3 separate regions of the Homo sapiens genome follow, and regions 2 and 3 are each linked to region 1. Evidence: read pairs that join two places in POLR2A ChIA-PET (ENCODE). Cell type or tissue: MCF 10A. All regions are shown on one strand. Region 1 holds the start of SMAD5 (SMAD family member 5). Region 2 overlaps TGFBI (transforming growth factor beta induced). Region 3 has its middle 22 kb from the start of TGFBI.

What was found. Peaks named below come from ENCODE experiments on the same cell type or tissue, not always from the same donor. Only the 100,000 strongest peaks of a DNase experiment are listed, where the experiment ranks them.
Region 2: POLR2A ChIA-PET joins it to region 1 with 14 read pairs; 6 of 35 experiments call an interaction of 5 or more read pairs at or near these places.
Region 3: POLR2A ChIA-PET joins it to region 1 with 13 read pairs; 2 of 35 experiments call an interaction of 5 or more read pairs at or near these places.

The regions. Positions count from the first base shown.
Region 1 is chr5:136,130,852-136,135,851 of GRCh38, reverse strand. It overlaps SMAD5 (SMAD family member 5), which reads right to left and starts at 3,007. Exons shown (of 8, transcript NM_005903.7): 1 at 2,890-3,007. SMAD5-AS1 (SMAD5 antisense RNA 1) reads left to right here and starts at 962. Exons shown (of 2, transcript NR_026763.1): 1 at 962-2,502. RefSeq lists a silencer at 2,654-3,293 and enhancers at 3,604-3,653, 3,684-3,743. In MCF 10A, no CTCF peak of the experiment used is centred here; DNase peaks (open chromatin) are centred at 2,031, 2,401 and 3,041.
Region 2 is chr5:136,051,322-136,056,321 of GRCh38, reverse strand. It overlaps TGFBI (transforming growth factor beta induced), which reads right to left. Exons shown (of 17, transcript NM_000358.3): 8 at 3,203-3,415; 9 at 2,242-2,379; 10 at 1,461-1,606; 11 at 506-642. Among named protein-coding and RNA genes, the nearest start is that of TGFBI, 25 kb to the right of the region's middle. RefSeq lists an enhancer at 1,891-3,090. In MCF 10A, no CTCF peak of the experiment used is centred here; a DNase peak (open chromatin) is centred at 2,491.
Region 3 is chr5:136,004,527-136,009,526 of GRCh38, reverse strand. No RefSeq gene overlaps it. Among named protein-coding and RNA genes, the nearest start is that of TGFBI, 22 kb to the left of the region's middle. In MCF 10A, no CTCF peak of the experiment used is centred here; DNase peaks (open chromatin) are centred at 2,066, 2,606, 3,166 and 4,886.

The sequences.
Region 1 (5,000 bases):
AGATACAAGGAATATAGATCGTCTAGAAGTAAAAACAGGGAAGACTGATAAACCAAGAGAATAGACACCTATATCCTCAAGCGTACTCAAGTCAGCTCTGAAATTCACCCAGATGTGTGGCTCATTGCCTAGACCAACATATACATCTGGTAATAATAAACACTGATATGTCATAAACAAAAAGAGTTTCTTTAACTCTACAAAGTACTAGTAATATTAAAATTTACATAAAGACAAAGAATATATATGAAATAGATTTTTTTAGATGGTATTTCAACTTAAGTAACTGTATTAAGAAATGAAAAACTGGTATTTTACTGCCTAGTTTTCAAAACACTAAAATCTTTAATTTGACCAAGTTACAAATCTGTTTTCAGTAGAGGGAGAAAACACACTGCCTCCGTTCAATGCAAAGGACAAAAAAGATCATCACTGCAAATCATAATGTTTGGGTTCATGATGAAAACAGGAAACAGACAGGCTGCCCAGGTATAATTATGGTTGTAATCTAATGTGCCTTCAGGTTCAGCCAAGAATTAAAACCCAGTGAAGAGGGTAAGCAGAATTTACTTGCCTCTACTTTGCTGCAGAATGCAACTTTTAATAATACTCCCAGCAACATGTTACATAACCAACAGTAAACAACAATCTGATTCAAACCTCATTAGTAACAACATTCTGCCACTGTCTCCCACTGAAATTAATAGCTGACTTTGCCAGAGGGGAAAGAAATCCAACACATTATCAATCTACCCATTTCTGTGGCGCCTACCACAGTGAACCAGACACGCAGATAATACTACCAGATCTGTACAGAACCTACGAAAATATTTTATTCTTTTTTTCCAGTTTGCTGCTCTCTTCCTCCTTTTAACTAGACCATATCATGTGGATGCCTTTAAAACCTGAGAGTAAAGTCAGTTGAGAAGGTTAATCTAACTTTTCTTGCTTATTTCAGCTATGATCTGAAAGGAATGGAAGCACAAAATGATGAATAAGGTATTTTTAACAAAGATACATGGGTAAATTAACAGCAGTAATGTAAAAAAGACTGAGGGAGCAACAATGTGGAAAGGGAAGGAAAGGAAGCTGTATAGGAACAATCACACAAATAATCATCAAAATTAAACTTTATAAATCTAAACATAGTATCTACAACCTTTATGAAGGTTAAGTTTTGTTAAATTGTCTAAGTTTTGCATTTTTACAATTTTCACTGTAGAGAAAAAAATATTAATAGTTACCAAAGGAATAAAAGACTAAAATAATTTGTTATACATCTGCAAATAGCTCCTTAAATTTGGAACACTAATTTCATAATGATATTTGGATCCATAAATGTGAAACTGTCACACTGAATGTAGGTACTGTTTTCCCCACAATGGATACTACTGCATTGGCATCTAGCAGAAATTGTAAGCTATTTGGAATGTTACTAAACCTACTGGGACTAAGGTTTTCAATCTTTTGTCTTTCAAATTAAAATTAAAAACTAATTCACTCTGGGCAATTCAGGTACTCTAAGGAAATTCAAGTACTCTAGTTTTAAATACGAATTTTCAAAAACGCAACCCAAGTACCCTTTCCTCTCAACTTCTGTGAGGCCAAGCCACGACCTCCACCTATTCAATCTTTGCTGCTAGATAACAACCCTTTTGGTAGTGCTAGGCAACAGGCATGATGTGACAAACCTAGACATCAAAACTTTTCCACAGAAAGATAAGGTAAACAAGATATACTTAGCGCCACACCCATTTAAATGCACAAGCAACCAAAATTGCTCCCTCCCCCCGCAACACCCCCCCCCCCCCCCCAAAGCTCCAGCTGGTCAGGAAACATTGTCTTTACAATCAAGATAAACATCTGGCTCAGGGTGTTCAGCCATTCCTCACCTACAGGCTTGCCTAAGCCCCATTCTCCAATGCCATCACCACCAGAACCGGAACATTCTGTTGGGAAGCCGGCAAACGTCCAAATACCCCAAGTATCCTCGCCCGAGTTCTGCAACCAAAAATCTGTTTTGGCTACTGAGCATGCTCAGACTTAAGACGGGCGCGCCACATGGGAGTTTTCAAAGCTTAGGCTCCAAACTCCACGTAGTAACAGCAGCTGAAAGGAGGAGAGGGGAAAAGGGGAGGGGAAGAGACTGGAATATTAATTTGAGCCCTGATATTGAAGTATAGGACCCGGCCAGCGGCTGAATATGGTGAAGGCAAAAAGACGCTGCTTTGGCATTCTCTTTGCAGCACAGAGAAGTTTACATGAAGTAGAAGAAATCCTTGCAGTGGTGAAAACTGACATGGCAAGTGGCAGAAACCAGGTCTAACTACCAGCTGATTGCAGTAGCCGGTCACAACTGCCCAGAGTGTAATTCCCACCGATAAGCGCGGATCCTTATCTTTGAAACACAAAGCGACGGCGGCACGGATTCATCAAGCCATTGGACAGCTTCGCAGTGCAGCAGCCCAGGCTGCCCGGCCGAGCACCGCAGTCCTATCAAGGGTGTGTATCCAGGGTGGTACATCCGATGAGTTAGGAAAGCAAACCGCTCCCCAGGACAGCGCGGGGTCAGGGGGTCCCCTCCAGGGCGTCCCAGACGCCTCCCTCCAAAGTCTGGGCGGTAACAGCGGGGCTGGGACGAGGGCCAGCCCCGGCCCCGCCTCAGGACGCCCCGGGCAGCCAGCGAGGCCTCCGCAGCCGCTGGGCCGCACCGTGTCCGCCAGCCGGGACCCCGGCAGGCCAGGACTCGGCCTACCTCCCGCCCGACAGGCCCTGGGTCGTTTCCGCTCCGTCCGCGGCCGAACGCCCCCGCCTCGGCCCGAGTCCGCCGGGGCAGAGCCTGCAGCCCCCAGTTCCCCTCGCCCGCGCGCGCCGGGGACCCTCACTCACTCGCGAGCCGGCTAGGCGCGCTCTCCCGACGCCGTCGCTGCGCTTCTCCTCGCTGCAACTTTATTAGCAGCTCGGCCGCGGGACACGCGCACGGCGCCCGCTCGCCCAGGACCCGGATGAGGGAGGGAGGGAGAGGGAGCCCGGGAGGACGCCCGCTGGGGTCGGCGCATGCGCGCCAGAGGCGGAGTGACCGCTGCGGGACCGAGGGAGGGGTGTCTTGCCCGGGCGGCTGAAAGAAGCCTCCGCGCCGGGCTCCGCGCCGGCCAACGCCGACTTCCGATCAGCTGGAGGCCTTCGCGTCGATGGCCAGGCCTGGGAATGGGAATCAGATAGCTCCCACCACCACCACAGTAGGCGCTAGAAGCTTCCACTAACCAAATCAGTATACATTGTAATAAAATTAAGTAATTGTCCTTGACACAGACAACTGGAGGTTTTCTGTCACATACAAAGTGTAAACAAAAACATCTTCAGATACGACTTAGCTACTTTTATTGATCTGTAATACAAATCTGAATGAAGAGTCTTCTTTCTGTGCAAAGTAGCTTCAAAACATGTTTCTGAGCATCTTACAGCTTCTTACTAGATGCAGCACTAAAACCCCTCCCACGGGGCAATCCTGGAACCCTTGAGGGCCTGTGGAAATGGAGCGAGTGCCCACCCTGGAGTTCCAGGAGTGGGACTGCCCATACACTGGATCGCAACCCCAGTTGTTCAAGACACATAGCCTCTCCACCTCCTTGTGGGGAGGGAGATCCCGTGGGGACCCAGCCCCTGGACAGGCGGGGCCACTGAGTTGCAGAGACACCATCCATAGGCTTATATACACCACCCCATCTCCTGGACTCTCTTTTCTAAGTAATTGGAGCTCTTCTCGATGCTTTTTCCTCCAAATTTCCAAAACCGTCAGTATTTCCTAGAATATAATATTGGTACCACATAGGGTACCCGATTTGAATAGTACTAGTAAGAAAAAGCTTTTGAATAATTTTGTTTTTATTTGAAAAGGTCAATACTGGCTCTCCAATGTTCTATTATAGGTTTTCTTTTTAAAATAAGTAAAAATCAAAATCGGGGTCATTTTGGAATGCTCTTTGACACCCTAATCCAATCCATCAGAAATTCTACTGACTCTTTCTTCAAAATTTATCCTAAATCTGACCATTTCTCACACCTCAATTGCCACCTCCATGGCCCGAGCCAGGGTCATCTCATCTGACACACAAATGGCGCAGCCACTATTTTGCTCCAGGCTCTAGAAGTTTATTTCTGTGGAGAAGAAACTAAATAAATGTCCAGAAGTCTCTGCATTAGGGGTGGCCATCTGAAATGGTGACAGAGGGCTAGTAAAGGAGTGAAGGGGAAGTGGGGGAAGAGACCAGAGAGTGAGTGTCTAGTTCCAGAGACCAAAGGGGTCACTGCTATTTCATTCCAGCCAACTGTTACCATAGGGAAATGTGGGAATAAGGACCCAGTGTTGGCAGATATTCTGATTTTTCAAGCAAAGCTGGAAATTTAGATTTTTATGTGAAAATCTCAATTATATCTGTTTAGCAACTTCTTTCTATTTTTCTCTCTCTTTGCCTGTCTCCTGCCCGCCCCCCACCCCGCTCCCTTCCTCTCACTCTGTTAGACATTCTGGAGGCCAACTACATGCAAGCCAAACAAAACAAATCCATGGTCCCGATTTAGCCTACTGGCCACCAGTTTGCAATTTCAGGTCTCCATCTTAAACTTCTTTACTACATCATAAACTTTGAGAAAGTAAAGTCTGTGTACTTTAACTCTTTGTCACACTCACTGATTATTTGTTGTTAATTCAGAAGTTTCCAGCCCTTGGAAGGCAAATATTTCTGGAGCCTGCATGGGTTTACAACTCCCAGAAGTGCATATAATCCTGCCTTGGAGGATACGTTTTTTTTTTTTCCAGAACTGATGTTTGCAGAGTGCTTTGTTGAACATTATAGGACATAACAATTTGGTTTAAATATTTTGTATAGTAGAGATACTCCTCACTTCAAACAGCCAATAAAATCCTTCCCAAAACAAATTATTTGCTGTTTTGCAGTCACTGTACATACGTCAGAAGAATTTGTGATTACAAGATTCCT
Region 2 (5,000 bases), 80 kb after region 1:
TCCAAGCCCTTGTGCAGGTGGCTGAAGTCAGTGACAGGGAAACATTCAATATGACAGCACCCCAAGGTGAATGAGCAAGTCAGAAATGGAGATAGCCGGGCAAGAAAACAAACTCACAAGGGTGCTTCAGTTGCAATAAACAGATACTGCGCAGAGAGTGAGAGGCTCATCGTGCACTGTAAACTATGTGCTCTTGGCTCACTTGGAGCTTTACAATGAGAGGGTGATGTTTTCCTTGCACTTCAGTCATAAAAATGTAGTCCCCCCTCCCTGCTTCCCATGCATGTGAAGATTACACTCTTAGAAGTAACCCTTCTTCCCAATGTAAGCTTTCAAGGCGACCCTTGCCTTTTCCCCATCCCAAGTCTGGAAGGTCGCAGCAGTGCACTGCTAGTGTTAATTGAATCCCCAAGGTAGAAGAAAGCTTGACAAATAGCTGGGGCCCCACATCCCACTCCAGCATGACCACTGGGCAGAAGCTCCACCCGGGGATGGAACTAATTACCTAAAGCGATTGTCTCCCTTCAGGACATCCATGACAGTCCCCATTGGGGGGGTCAGCACCCGGTCCATCGTGAACAGGGTCCCGTACCTCCCCCTCTTGTCGTGGGCCGCGATGCAGCTGTTCTCAATGCAGAGGCTCTGCACAGAAGAGGGACAGAGAAAGAAAGGACTGGTTATACTTCCACGAGGGGCCTCCTGATTTGTTCAGAGCATGTAGCAGGGTCATTATCCATGAAGATGAAGGAGTATACACTGGGATGGGTTATTAAGGCTGGGATAAAATGATGTATTTTCTCCAGGAAATAAAACAATAAATGGTCTTCCTTAAGGAAAGAACGGTTAGAGAGGCCCCAATAAAGTCACACAGAGGTCCCATAATGAGAATATCAGTTACACATGAGGTCCATTGACAATGTTGAAATAAATACGTTGAACCCATTTATTTATTTCTTTGTTTAACAGATGATAACCATCTTTAGCCAAATGGTGCTGGTTGGTCCCAGGCAAGAGCTATGTTGAGTTGTACTTCCTTTTTGATTTCCAGGGTAACTGTTGGGTTTGAAAACAAAGAAGATACAGCAGAAGAGAGAAGGCACCTTTTGGACCAAGGAGGGCTGTATTTTAGTTTAGGGGGCTTCTCTTCTCATAAGCTCAGAAAGAGTCTGAACTCCATCCCTCCTCCCAGGTGTTAATTCCTGAATTCAAGAAGGACTTATTCCTTCACAATACAGGTTGGATAATTGTGTGGTTTATTCTCAAAGGCCTCCAGAAAAAGAGATTCCAATCCTTCTGCAGGATCTCATTTTGTTATCTATATTTTCCAGAAATTATTTCCTTCCTTGTCAGCAACCAGTTCTCATGCAAACTCCTGCTTATTGAGGACATTTTTTTTTACACTAATACAAGTCCCACAGTAAGGAGCTTCCCAGGAGCATGATTTAGGACCCAGAACTTACATTACGATAAACAAAAACTCTCAGTTTTTTGCCGCCCAGAGTTTCCAGGGTCTGTCCATGGTACAGATACTTAGAGGCCAGCTGGTCTTTAATTATGTGGTTCCGAAGCAAATTCCTTGTATGGGCATCAATTGGAGGGGTTCCATCTACAAGAAAGGGTGATGGTTAGGTCCAGAGAGATGTGCTCCTGCAATGAAGAGAGTGATGAGAGATAAATACAGTGAAAAAGCCCATCCCTCCTTGAGTTTGGAAACAGGGATTGAGAAACCAAGTGAAGCTGCCAATATTCCTTAACATCTGGTATCTTCTATGGAGAATTAAAGAAGATCCAGATAATCAAGGGTGTTTGGAGTTTTGCCCTAAGAGGGAAGGGCAGGCACGCACACAACTTGGCCCCCTTCTCTGCCTTCCTGGGGCTGCAGCTCAGCTGTACCCTCACTCTGACCTCTTGACTATACATTGGCAAGTGACCCTGCAAATAGAAAGGCAAGGGAATGCTCTGCTCTCCCAGATGTCAAGTCTTGAGTTCTGAGGAACGGCTGCCTCCCAGATGTCAAGTCTTGAGTTCTGAGGAACGGCTCCCCAAAGGCATTCTCTGCACTGCCTAATGAAACAACAGAGCCTCTGAAGTTTCTGCTGAAGTCACATCTGCTTTTGGTTGAGCTGAGTGGAAGTTCTAATGTCCCATGGGGTGCTGTAAATCGGAGAGTGTTGTGGAGGTGACAGGGGTGGGGAAGCTGCCTCCAGGGACAATCTAACAGGGATGCCTTCCCCATGTTACCTTTGAATACAGAATTCAGGGGAGCCAGGAGGGTCAACCGCTCACTTCCAGAGAGATGATTGCCGAGGCCGGCTTGTCTGAAAAGGTCAATGGCTGTGGACACATCAGACTCTGCAGCCAATTCAAATAGTGTCTTGGCTACAAGGAAGGAGAAAGTGGGTTCAAAAGTTAAAAGCGCTGTTTTCATTTATCATTCATCCACCCCAGGGCATGACACACATCAGCAGGAATGTCATCTCGTGAGTCAACAACCCCTCTAAACACTGCTGGGGCCCAGCGGGCTTGTGTCATCAGGGGAACAGTCACCTAGAAAATCTAACCAGTCAGGAGGAGAGGGAGGAGAGGTGAGCTCAGTTAGGCAGAGATCAGCCTCTGTCCCAGGCCCTGTGGGCTGCTTGGTCAGGGCACATTCTAACAATGGGAAGAAAGACAGTCTGTGTGATGGCTTCTGTGGTGTAGATAAGGCCAGCAACCACACCCATAGAAGCATTTTGTTTTTTCCTGTGAGATTCCTTCACTCATGGACAGATCTCACTGGAAGACTAGAATGGGGCTAGGATTCCTAATGAGACACAAGCCAAAGTCCATTCAGTCATTCTAACTGGGTCAGTGACCATGGGACAGCTTGGGCACTACTGAGAAAGCACATGCTCTGAGGTCAGCAAGTGGCCCTCTTTGCCCATGCACAGCAGGCAGATCTTCTGAAAGGCCTCTGTGATTGAGTCTGTCCCCAGACCCCTTCAATAGCTCCCCACTGCCTCTCCACTGCACTTGCAAGCCTGAAGCTCAAGACACATCAGTCTGGTCACAACCCACACATTTGCAGTGGCCGAGAAGCTGTGAGCTGGGTCCAGGCAGGGAAGTCGCCCAAAGATCTCTGAATTTCCCCTCCCCCGCCACAAAGGATGGCAGAAGAGATGGTGGGCCAGGCAGGGCCAAGGCCCCCGGAGGCCTGGCCTACCTGAGTCTGGGATGAGTAGCTCATCAATGTAGTGGATCACCCCGTTGGTGGCTAGGATGTCTTTATTGGAGATGATCGCCTTCCCGTTGATAGTGAGCATGTCCCCGCTGCAGCCCACCTCCAGTGTCGTGCCCTCCAGGGTCTCTACAGACAGCCCCGCAACGATGGCTTCAGCACACATAGCTGACTTCAAGATGTGGTTGTTCAGCAGGTCTGGGGTCCAAACAGACTCAGGTCAAGTCAGGGTCCACTCCACGATAACCTCAGGGACCACTTGCAGCCTGCCCATGCTGTGAGGATCCTGTTCTCTCAGATGAGGACCCTCAGATGAGGCTGGGGCACCACAGGGCCCAGATCCTCCTCGCCTTCTGCCTGCTGCCCTAGAAAACCAGCTGGGGCCCTGTGGCCACTTTCCAGCTGTGGGACCCTGGGAGAGTCATTTAGCCTCTTTGAACCTCAACTTCCTTATCAGTCAAGTGGACATAAGAATTGCATTCATCTCCTAGGGCTGCTGTGGGGATGACATGAAATTCTGAACCTAAAGCACTCGGCACGGGGCCTGACAACAGAGTAAATGCTCAACAAATGTTAGTGATTAGCTTATTTGTAGCTGAACTTCAGGGATACAAGAAAAACTCAAGAGAGCCTACCACGGGATTTTAGAAATCTACTCACCTTTATAAAAATGTAAACTGTAGTAGGAAAAGACGAAAAGTGTACAAATGACAGCTTTGAGTTATTTGTGTACACTTTATTTGTCCAGTTTTCTGTTCATTTAGCCCAAGGGTCTACTAGCTGCCAGGATATATCTTAAGGTTTGGTGATCAGTAAGACTTGGCCTTTGCCATCCCATTCACCACACCCATAAATAGTAAGTATAATAATTTATTTGCTTATCCAAGTGCTACTTTAGGGGGCAGGGCAGGGCTGAGGCCCAAAGGGGGCTCCTGACCCATCGTGACTCCTGCTGGTCTCCATTGCCTCGGAGAGCCCAGACAGGCTGGATGGAGGCAAATGCAAGGACCAGTCAAGGAGGAGGAGCCCCCCCCAACCCCAGGCTGAGCAGGTGGCCTGGACTGCTGCTCACCAAGGTCACCGAGGCTCTATGTCCCATATTCTCACCACGGAGGCGAGTTTCAATCTGATCCCAAGTGTGGGAACCAAAACCACACTGTCATAGGCAGGAGGAAGCTCTGAGGCCCTGCAAGGCATGGGGCTGCTGCAGACGAGTTGATGGCCTTGGAAGCCCGTGCTGGCCACATTCAGCCAGAGGGAAAGAAAAAGGGTGAGAAGGCCTATGGGAATGAGGCCTTGGGGATTGAGCTTCTTAGAGAAGGAAGGTGAAGTCCACGATGTGGTAGAGGAACCTGCCAGGGCCACTTGGAGGGTGAGCAGGGCCAGGGCTGGAAACTAGTCTTCAAACTGGACACACCACCAGCCCTGGCTGCTTCTCGCCTGCCTGCCTGCCAACCTGCCGGTAACAGCAGGAGACTGTTGGGTGTGGGGCAAGGACCTCTTCCTTCCAGTCTGCAGCGATGGCACCAAACAGAGTGTCCTTGCTCTGAACCAGCTGGTTAGTGAGTAGGAAAAGGCAGATTTGCAAAAGGGACGAAGTAGGGGCCTTTTTTTTCTTACAGTTTATAATAAGGAGTTTTTTTTGTTTTGTTTTGTTTTGTTTTGTTTTTTTCTTTTGAGAGAGTCTAGCTTTGTTGCCCAGGCTGGAGTGCAGTGGCATGATCTGGGCTTATTGCAACTTCTGCCTCCCAGGTTCAAGTGATTCTCCTACCTCAGCCTCCTG
Region 3 (5,000 bases), 130 kb after region 1:
AACGATCTGGAAACTCTTGGAGGAAACAGGCACAGCCCACATGGTATAGATCCTGACCTGTGGAGCAGTGTGGGAGGTTACCTGGCTGCAGCAGCAGGAAGCACACAGGATAAAGGACTCCGGCCACCACCTCCACCACCCTCTGGTGCCCCATAATCAGAACATGAATGAACAGGATTGACTGGCACTTGGGCCTTCACACTCAGTAGAAGCCCAAGGGCGAGTATAGCCTAGAGCTCTGAACTCAGATCAGATGGAAGTAAGAGGATTCCAAATCAGCTTGTCAGCACCATTCTTGAGGCCCAATCTCATGGGATCCTCTGAAAGAAATACACTGCCTCATGAGAGTGATCTATTCACCAAACCATCTTTCTGGAACTGGGGCCTGGCCCCAGGGTCCCTCGATAATCCCATGGATGTGATTCCTAAAATTCCTCAGAATATCTGGTTGACCCAGCATAGGTGAAAGAGAGTCAGATGTCCCACTGGGGAGACATGAGGACCAGGGCCCATATGAGTCCTGGTCTAGGTTTGGGGCACCCTGCCTCGCTGTCAATGATGGCTCCAGCTGGTCCCAGGCATCCAAGGGGCTTAGAAAATTTCAAGGAAGTTACCCCAAAGCACAGGGTCCCCAGAGGCATGGAGCCCAGGACAGAGATGCCACTTCCTGTGTCTAAAGATATTTGGGAGGAAGCCCTCCTAAAAGAGAATAACATCTACAGAAACAGAGAAGCAGAGTGGGAAAGACCAAGTGACAGAGACAATCCTGCCAACACTGAGCCCTCCATGCCAGTTGTGCCCTGGGAACGACCAGTTTTGATAGCCAACAAATTCTTTTTCTGACTTTAGCTAGTTTGTATTATGCCTCTGTCACTTGCAACTAAAAGAGCCCTGGCCAATGAAGAACAATTCAACGCTTTCAAGACCAAATTTGTGTCTTCTATCCTCATGGGAGCCACTCTGTTCCTCCCTGCCCCACAGCCAAGGAAGTACCTCTCCCCATGTGTCCAAACATGCACCAGATGGTGAAGCAGGCGAGGTTCCTCTGCCTCCTGGAAAACGACAAGAGTGGATGTATTAGGTACATCCTGTACATGAAGGATGGGACCCTGGTTTTACCAAAAGGTCTTTTCAAAATGCCTCCATGAACAGATTTGTCCCACCCTCCTCTGCCCAGCTCAAAGTACCTTAGTGGTTCCCCAATGCAGTCAGAGTAACCCGTGTGATCTGGCCCTAGCCTACACTTCAGCCCTCCACTCCCCAGTCCCCACTCTCCACTCCCACTCTGTGCTCTTCAGCCACTCTGGATTCCTGTTTCTTTAACAAGAAAGTTTAGTTCCACCTCTGGGCCTTTGCACTAGCTATCTCCTCCATCTGCAGTGCTCTCTCCCCTTTTCATTATTCAGATCTCACTTTAAAGCAGACAGAAAGGTCTTTCCTGATCCCGATCACTCTCTATTATCTTAAGTCTCTTAATGACTGCTACTATTTGATTTGTTTTGTTAGGTGTTTATTGTCTGTCTCCCCCTACATTTAAACTCTTGTGGGTAGGAATCTCACTGGTGTTGTTCACTGCTATATCCCCAGTATCTAGACGAATGCCTGACACAGTAAATGCTCAATAAATATTTATCAATTATGTAAACTGAATGCACACAGGCTACGTTTGTTGACTTGTCTTCTCAGGAATATCATCCTTTCAGCTCTTTAGCAAAGCCTTGGGCTGACTTATTTATTTGGTTCAACAAATCACTGCTGAGCATCCACTCTGCTTAGGTTCTGTCCAAGATGATAATGAGCCCTGGTTCTTAACCTTTGGAAGTTCAGACCCAGGGAAAGATAGACACTAGGCAAATGCCAGACAATGTGGAAAATGCTATGGTCAGGCTGTGCACTAGCACTGGTACTGGGGAAACAAAGAAGAATGTGATCTTTTTGTTGGGTACAAGAGTTCAGGCAGTGAAGTCCCAGAAAGCCACAGAGAAAGATCCTTTGGGACCTGTACACGTTCCCCTCTTGCAACACCTCACAGTTGGGAATTATGAAAGCAGTTCTCCCTGCCCTTCTTTCTCCCTAAAGTATTGGTATATGTGAGTGGGATAAGTGTGAGCAATTTGTCCTGAAAGGAGAGGGAGCTGGAACAACCAGTACTTGGGAGAACTTGTGATTATCCTGTTTGCGTGACAACAGCCAATTAAATTATTTACGCCTCTCAAGTGCATTTTGCATCAAGTAGAATATCTGGTCTTGGCGCTATTTTATAATCTGCTAAGTTAGCTAACTGCCCCTCCTGTCCTGGGTTGCGGCAAGGAGATGTCTTGGGACAGAGTAGAGGGTATCGGGGGGCTCCTGCCTTTAGAGAACTCGGGACGACAGGCAGCCAGCCGTGCCCATGTGTGGAGGGACAGAGTACAGGAGTCCCTGAGGTCCCAGGTCTTCCTTTTATTGCCCCAAGGGGGTTCACACCTAAGACCAGCCGTGCCAAACAGCAGGGTGCCACTCTGCTCTTTACCATGAGGCTGACTCACCTCTACATGTCAGACAGTAGAGAATGTGGAATTCTGAACAGAAGAGAAAAAAATCCACTTGGAGGCTCCAGACTAGGCCTCAAGGTCTCTGGAACTCAAGGAGTCTCTGCACACCCTGATGCATCAGGAGTTACTCACTTGTGCCTTAGATTCCTTGTCTAAACTTGGCCTAACAAAGGGATCATGGCTCATTGTCAGAATGAAGTAACGTCCAGCTCCTTATGGCTAAATTATGAATCAGTCATAAGAGGGATAATTGACTTCTTTTAAAAGGAAGCCTGAAATCCATTTTCTGCTATATTAGGTGCACACATACACAGAGGCAAGATGACTTGAGTAGATCAAATGTTTGTAAAGTGAAAAGTTATACAATGTATGGGCCAGCTCCTCTGAGGAAATCGAACAGAGACAAGCTGGAGAAGTGGGAATGGGGCATAAGAGACAGCAGCCCTCTGGGGGCACACGAGATTCTCCCTGGCACAAAGGCGGGACACTGGGAAGTATCTGCTGTTTCTGTTCCTTTGGCCCCTGGAGCTGACCATTCAGCTCAAGGTCAGCCAGTCCCTCATTTCTGCAGTGTTCCCACTGAATCACAGCAGCCGAGAAAGATGATGAATGTTGGAGCTGGAGGCACACTGGAAACTAGACCAATCCCCTCATTTGTAAACAAGGCAAGAGAGTTCCAGAAGGGAGCTCTGCCTCATCTGAGGTTACACAGCAAGTCCGTATTGGAGTCACGAAAGGGGAGCCGGTGTTCCTGATTCCCGGCCCACCACGCTCCCAGGGCACCCTCGTGATACACCGTCTGGTATTGTTAGTTATTTTCTATGATACGTGTGTCTGTCTTAGCGCCCTAATGAGACTACTCCCTCGGTTGCTTATAGCATTTTATTCTTTGTGATCCCCCGTGGCCCCTTAGTTAGAATTTTCCTCAAGACTTTAGTTTTTAAATGATTCTTGGTTAATAGCCTCCTACCAAGCTGCTCCCAACTTCTCCTGAAAATATCCAAGATGATGTTGAAAAAAGTAAAAACGTTATTCTGTGAGTTAAGATCAAGATTCAACCTAAGGCCAGGCAAGAAGCTGGATTGAAAATCTCATTTCAGGGCCACCCACACTGTGTGCCAGGGAACCTGCCCCTATAACCAGGAACACAGGGCTGTGCCATGCAAAACTCGGGTGCTTTCCCGGGGGGCCCCCTGGCTGCACGGGACCCCCTCCTCATGGCCTTGGAGATGCACAGGGAGGAACTATGGGTTCCACAGTAGCCAGGAGGAGAGTCCCATGGGCACGGCACTGCAGCCACAGCCCACGATGGCAACGTTGGAGGGAGGCATGCCAGGGCACTGCCCTTTCTACACATTCCATTTCTGTATCATGTCAAGGAGCTACATGGTGGGGTAGAAGAAGATGGATTTCAGTTTAACAGACGTTCAGTAAACAAAAACGTGTGGTCACTAAGAACAGCACTAGAAGCTGCACACCACAATCGGCTGCTCAACTGTTTATTTAACAAGGCTTTTGATAGACACCCAAGATGTCAAGGGCAGTGACAAGTACAAACCCCTAAAACTTCTCTTTTATAAATCAGTGGGTCTAGATAGACCTTTCACTATTTGAGGAGGGGTGGAGGGGTGGGGACTGGGGGGAGAAAATCATGAAACTTCTGAAAAAGTACTCAGGTTTGCAATTAAAAATGTTTTTAATGCAATATCTGAAAAAAAAAATTAAGTCAACAAGGAGCAGAGCTGACACCATAGAAAAGTGAATCAGTAATGTGGAGGGCAAGAATGAGATCAAAGGAGAAGAGCAAAATGATGAAAATGATGAGGAAGGACAGGATGATTCGGTCCTCCTTCTCTGTCCTGCTATATCCAAGAATTACAGAACTTCTGAAGAAAGAAACCCACTCAAGTGGGAAGAAAGCAATAATCAAAGATATCATTAGAGAAAACAGCCCTTAGTATGCAAATCGAAATGGCCCATAGCATTCTAAAAAAAATAAATTTAAAGGGGGCTGTCTAGAAAAGAGTTCACCGAGCAGGCCTGAAGACTGCAATACTTAGAAAGGCCTGCTACTAAACACCTGCTCTCTTGGAATTTTAGTTCATGCTAGACAGAAGGACCTACATGATCATGATCAGACCCCAGTAAAAAAAACTTGTGTAATGGGTCTCTGATGGGCTTCCCTAGACAGATACATCATGCATACGTTGTTTCATTTTTCTCACTGGTGAAGAGTAAGCTGTGCGTGACTCCTAATGGGTGAGAGAGAGCATGAGGAAACCTGCACATGAATTCCTCCAGACTGCCTGTGCCTTTTCCCTTCATGAGCCACTCATATATCCTTACAACACTGCTGTAATAAATCTTGGCTATGAGTACACTTTAAGCTGAGTACACTTTAAGCTGAGTTTTGTGAGTCATTTTAGTGGGTTTCCAAACAGCGATGGACCTGTGGCCTAGGGGATC